Linked DNA regions of Homo sapiens: region 2 is linked to region 1. Evidence: chromatin contacts called from ENCODE Hi-C or POLR2A ChIA-PET data. All regions are on one chromosome and are shown on one strand. Each heading gives the region's core, a stretch centred on a gene start or an enhancer-like site at or near the end of the contact. The rest is flanking DNA. Distances are from core to core; before and after follow the strand shown.

Evidence for each region. A loop is a pair of places that touch in the nucleus more often than their neighbours do. ChIA-PET counts read pairs that join two places held with the same protein, here RNA polymerase II (POLR2A). Pooled maps may share reads with other maps.
Region 2: a loop to region 1 is called in a pooled map, with 2.9 times the contacts of the local background. The contact joins two enhancer-like sites. A Hi-C loop is called at or near these places in 1 of 50 pooled maps. POLR2A ChIA-PET finds 5 or more read pairs at or near these places in 2 of 52 experiments (activated naive CD4-positive, alpha-beta T cell and naive thymus-derived CD4-positive, alpha-beta T cell).

Annotation. Positions count from the first base shown.
Region 1 is chr12:68,118,280-68,121,264 of GRCh38, reverse strand. No RefSeq gene overlaps it. Among named protein-coding and RNA genes, the nearest start is that of IFNG, 40 kb to the left of the region's middle. Within about 2 kb of position 1,409, at least 2 of the 41 ENCODE cell types and tissues checked have a DNase peak (open chromatin) inside an H3K27ac peak, as active enhancers do.
Region 2 is chr12:68,586,164-68,588,873 of GRCh38, reverse strand. No RefSeq gene overlaps it. Among named protein-coding and RNA genes, the nearest start is that of RAP1B, 23 kb to the left of the region's middle. RefSeq lists an enhancer at 967-1,016. Within about 2 kb of position 1,358, at least 3 of the 41 ENCODE cell types and tissues checked have a DNase peak (open chromatin) inside an H3K27ac peak, as active enhancers do.

The DNA.
Region 1 (2,985 bases), core at 160-2,659:
ATGAAAGAAGAGAGATCTCATCTGTCTATGTTCTTTAAGATGTGGTAGTCTGTTGCACTACAGTGGAACTGCTAGGAAAGTGCTGCTTTTAGCAATCATATTATATATGCTGGTGGCTCAGTTTCAGCTTGTGGTCATCTAAGATCTTCTGACTTTTTTTTAAACCTTGGCAAGCCAGGGTCTTTCTATCTGAAATGTACATAATCGATTATTTTTAAAACCTTTAATGCAGGCCTTTAACATTTATCTCTTTCAAATAGTACCTTATTAGTGTAAGCCAAATTTTCCAAACATATTCTAAAGCTAATTTCATCATTGTTTGCTTTATAGTCCTGCCTAGGACCTTACTTTTTAAGATGCCTGGTTCTCTTCCTTAGAAACTAGGGATGGCGGTGTTCCTGTTACTATAATTTGTGCATGGAAAACTAGATTGAGCTCAATTTCATTCCTGGGAAACAACAACTTTCTTAGCTAAAATATAAACCCTAACTGGAAAGCAACTGACCAGAGGTTAAGAATTGCATTTTGAAATAGTAATTGACCACAAATCAAAAGACATGTACTATTTAATGTGCTTGATTGATTTCAAGCTTCCAAATCCTCAAAGCTAAAAACTGTCATCATAATGTACTTAGTTAATGGGTGACTGTATTTTTAGAAAAGCTTTTGACAAAAGGCTAGAAAAAGACTTAAATGCATAAACCAGGGTATTTTCTTGCCTGAGTATTCCATTAATTGAGATTTTATACTTAACACCTTTTTTTTAAGTTTTACAAAGGACCATGAAATTGTGATCCCTGTGAGGTAGATGGGCTATTTTTATTTCACTTCTAAGAAGATCAAGGTATAAGGTACCTATTTCCTCGGATGTTATGAACCCAAAGAATATAATGATGACATTTTGATTTTCCACCCAGGCCTTTTGCCATGACTTTCCCAGCACTCACGTCAGATATCTTCATTCACAATTTAAAAAGAAGAGTTATGTCTCAAGGAGAAAAATCTAGGTAGGAACAGATAGAAACAGTTTTACATAGAGCTCAGCTAATTGTGTGAAGTTGGTGGTCATGAAACTGTGGGACTCTGAATGTTGGTTACACCAAGGCGCAATGTGGGCAGAAGATGCTTCCTCCAGGCAGCTTGGGCAAACTGTTTAGTGCAACACCCTTGCTGTGTAGGCTTATTTTTAGCAGAAACAGGGACCTTGAACTCATCAGCTCATTTTGAGTTCAATATGAAATCTGAACCTAGACCCGAGAAGATGCCTACCTGTGTCCCCACCCGCCCCCTTGGTGTGCTGCCAGAAAATGTTTACTCAGAGCAGCAGCTGAAGTCTGTTTGGGAACCTGCAGCCTGTGTACATCCGACTAGTGACCAAGATGCTTGGGTGTGTGCTGACTCATTTAAGAACAACTGATTTAGAGAGCTGCTGGGGTGTGGGTGTTAGTGTGCTGTGGTTCATTTTCCAGCATGCTACCAGAAAAGCACTGGATGGAAGTGGCAAATGACAAAGTCAAAACACAGTTACTGTACTGTTCAGAATATAGACAGCAATTTCCTTTCTAAATCTGTCTTTTAGGATGCCCTAGTCATTAGCATCTGGATTTGGCAATATTTTAGAAATATTTAAATATAGCTATGTTTAATGAGCACTTACCACATGCTAGGCATTTTTCTAAATGTTTTACAGGCGTTAAATCATTTAGTTCTCATAGCCACACTCTGAGTTATCTGTTCTCATCTGTCATCATGGCCATCTTGCAGTTGGGGACAGCTGAGGCTTGGGGATATGTAATTAGCTTAAAGATACCAGAGTATCTGTGGCAGAGCATGATATAAATCTAGGTCTGACTCAATGTCAGACTCAATATGACTCAAGTCTATATTGTTAACCTGTTAAATGTTACTGAGGTTTTGGTGCTATTTAAATAGAAATAAATGGGTTGTGCTTAATGTTCAGTAAATACAATTTCTATACCACTTTCTGATTTTTTTTGTATATGGATATATATGAAATAGAAGTCAAGCGTTTGTCCATTTAATCTGAAAATGTGCACTCAATTGTGATTAGGTGTAGGAAGATGGTGCGACGATCTTTTTACACGTGATGGATTCTTAAGTCTTTTTAATTCTTTCAGGTGGCTGATCTCTGTTCAGGGATATGTCAAACAACCCTTCTTTCTCCAGCAGGCAAGAGGCAGGTCTGGGTGGGACACTCTGGGCTGGGCTGGGCCTAGCTTCTGGAAACACCCAGGGATCCCTTAAGTCATAGCCTAAGTCAGGGTCCTGGGGCCATTGAGAACTCTTCATGGTTAAGAAGGGGGGATACCTGAGGGTAAGTTAATTACTCCAATGGCATAAATCAGTGTTTCAGACATACATTTAATCATCTGTAACAACTTTTGTTGACCCTATCTTAAGGTCATTTGAATCTTTTTCCAGAAGCCTATTGCTCTTGGCAATCTGAGGGATGGGGCAGTTAGAGACAGAGGGCTTTGACCCATATGTCTCAGGCCTCATCAGCATGACTACAGAATAGAGACATTTATTTATTTATTTTGTAATTGCCTAAATTACGAAATTGTGTACTCCCCTCCTTTTCTTGCCCAAATGCTAAAAACTGGAACCCCCTACCTCAACTGCTCTCTCAGTATTCTGAGAGCTCTCAGTGTCAGGTTTCACTGTTCCTCCCTCCTCCACTCCCCAGGTCTCTGTCTTCCTCTGCGCTGTCATGACCTTCGGGGCTGGGCTGCTGTGATCATCCCTGCCACCTTCCAGAGACCACTCTCATACCCTCTGCTTGATCTCAGAAAATAGACCTCTGCCCTCCTGTTTTCCAGCTTGTCTGAACTGTATGTAGCACAGGCCCTTCCATAATTCCCCGTAATACAACTGAGGCCAACCACGTAAGTATAGGCATACTTTGTTTTATTGCGCTTCGCTTTCCTGTGTTTTGCAGATATTGTGGTTTTTACTAATTGAAGG
Region 2 (2,710 bases), core at 109-2,608, 470 kb before region 1:
GGCGGGTGGATCATGAGGTCAAGAGATCGAGACCATCCTGGTCAACATGGTGAAACCCCATCTTTACTAAAAATACAAAAATTAGCTGGACATGGTGGCATGCACCTGTAGTCCTAACTACCTGGGAGGCTGAGGCAGGAGAATCACTTGAACCCGGGAGGTGGAGGCTCCAGTGAGTTGAGATGGCACCACTGCACTCCAGCCTGGTAACAAAGTGAGGCTTTAAAAAAAAAATACTTGAGCTGGGCACAGTGGCTCATGCCTGTAATCCCAGCACTTTGAGAGGCTAAGGTGGGTGGATCACCTGAGGTCAAGAGTTCAAGACCAGCCTGGCCAACATGGCAAAACCCCGTCTCTACTAAAAATACAAAAATTAGCTGGGCATGATGGTGCATGCCTGTAATCCTAGCTACTTGGGAGGTTGAGGTAGGAGAATCACTTGAACCTGGGAGGCAGATGTTGGAGTGAGCCATGATCACACCATTGCACTCCAGCCTGGATGACAAGAGTGAAACTATGCCTAAAAAAAAAAGAAAAAAAAAAAAAGCCGGGTGTGGTGGCTCACGCCTGTAATCCCAGCACTTTGGGAGGCCAAGGTGGGTGGATCACCTGAGGTCAGGACTTCAAGACTAGCCTGGCCAACATGGTAAAACCCCATCTCTACTAAAAATACAAAAATTAGCTGGGTGTGGTGGCAGGCACCTGTAATCCTAGCTACTTGGGAGACTGAGGCAGGAGAATCACTTGAACCTGGGAGGGGTAGGTTGCAGTGAGCTGAGATTGCGCCACTGCATTCCAGCCTGGGGGACAAGAGTGAGACTCCGTCTCAAAAAAAAAAAAAAAAAAGAAAAAAAAAAGAAATACCTGAGACTGGTTAATTTGTAATGAAAAGAGGTTTAATTGGCTCATGGTCCCACAGGCTATACAGGAAGCAATGAAGCATCTCCTTCTGGGGAGGCCTCAAGAAACTTACAATCATGGTGCCAGAGGGCAAAGTGGGAGCAGGCATCTTACATGGCAGGTGCAGGACCAAGAGCGAGAGAGGGGAGGTGCCACACACTTTTAAACAGCCAGATCTCACGAGAACTCTATCATGAGAACAGCACCAAAGGGATGGTGCTAACCATTCAAGAAGGACCATCTCAGTGATCCAATCACCTCCCACCAGGCTCCATCTCCAACACTGGGGATTAAAATTTGACATGAAATGTGGGCAGGGACACAGATCCAAACTATAGCACATGGTGACTGTGGTAGCTCTGACAGTGGAGGCAGGGAGCTCCCCTGTGCTGGTAATGTGGTTTTAATACACTGACAGTGGTTACTTAGTCAAGCTCTAGAGAACAGTCTTGGAAGCAGCTTCCTCTTTAACGACAAGGACAAAATTCTCAGCAGTGGCCACAAGAACATTGGCAATAGTAGCTGTTCTGCCATTTTCAGTGGTCTCTCCAGCACCACTGCAAACTAAATAGAAAACAAATGCAAATTTTATGTCTTTTTATGAAAATGTAGCTCCTGGTCTTGCTTGGAAACACATCAGTTCTGTAAAATAGAGCACTTTTTTATACCCTAATTTTCTCAAGAAATGATGTCATTTGTTTCTCAAATATTTAATATTTCTGTAACTACATGGTAAATCAAGATTGCTTTTCAATTCTTTGTGGTTTTTTTTTTGTTTGTTTGTTTTTTTTTTTTTTTTTTTTTTTTTTTTTTGAGACGGAGTCTCACTGTTTCCCAGGCTGGAGTGCAGTGGTGTGATCTCGGCTCACTGCAAGCTCCGCCTTCTGGTTCACGCCATTCTCCTGCCTCATCCTCCCGAGTAGCTGGGACTACAGGCGCCCCCCACCACGCCCAGCTAATTTTTTGTATTTTTTAGTAGAGACGGGGTTTCACCGTGTTAGCCAGGATGGTCTCAATCTCCTGACCTTGTGATCCACCCGCCTCCGCCTCCCAAAGTGCTGGGATTACAGGCATGAGCCACTGCACCCAGCTGCTTTTCAATTCTTCTGGTATTTTCAGCTTGGTGGTATGTAGTAGCTAGGTGATGACATTAGATAACATTGTTTTTAGAAAGGGAAATTTAAAATAATGTGTCTAGTTGGGACTCTACAGAGAAAAGAAGACAGTAAGTAATTAGCCAATTTATAACTAGGAACAAAAGATATAGCTCCAACCTTTACTTTTGAACAAAACAATGAAATAATATAAAAATAGAACAGTACTTTTTAGGTAATATAAGTGAGTTGAAACCTCGGCCAGGCATGGTGGCTCACTCCTGTAATCCCAGCACTTTGGGAGGCCGAGGTGGGTGGATCACCTGAGGTCAGGAGTTCGAGACCAGCCTGACCAACATGATGCAACCCCATCTCTACTGAAAATAAAAAAAAATTAGCTTGGCGTGGTGGTGCATGCCTGTAATCCCAGCTACTCAGGAGGCTGAGGCAGGAGAATCGTTTGAACCCGGGAGGCAGAGGTTGCAGTGAGCCAAGACCTCACCATTGCACTCTAGCCTGGGCAATAAGAGCAAAAGACTCCATCTCAAAAAACAGCAACAATGAAAAACCCTCATAAGAACATTGTATACGCTGTATAGCGTTTTTGGCCTTAACTATCTCTGCACATGGTAGAGTTTAAAGCTTCTTAAATTACACAATTTGCAGAATGCCACATAGTCTGACTTCCTTTACTGCATCGGTCATAGGGGACTGCT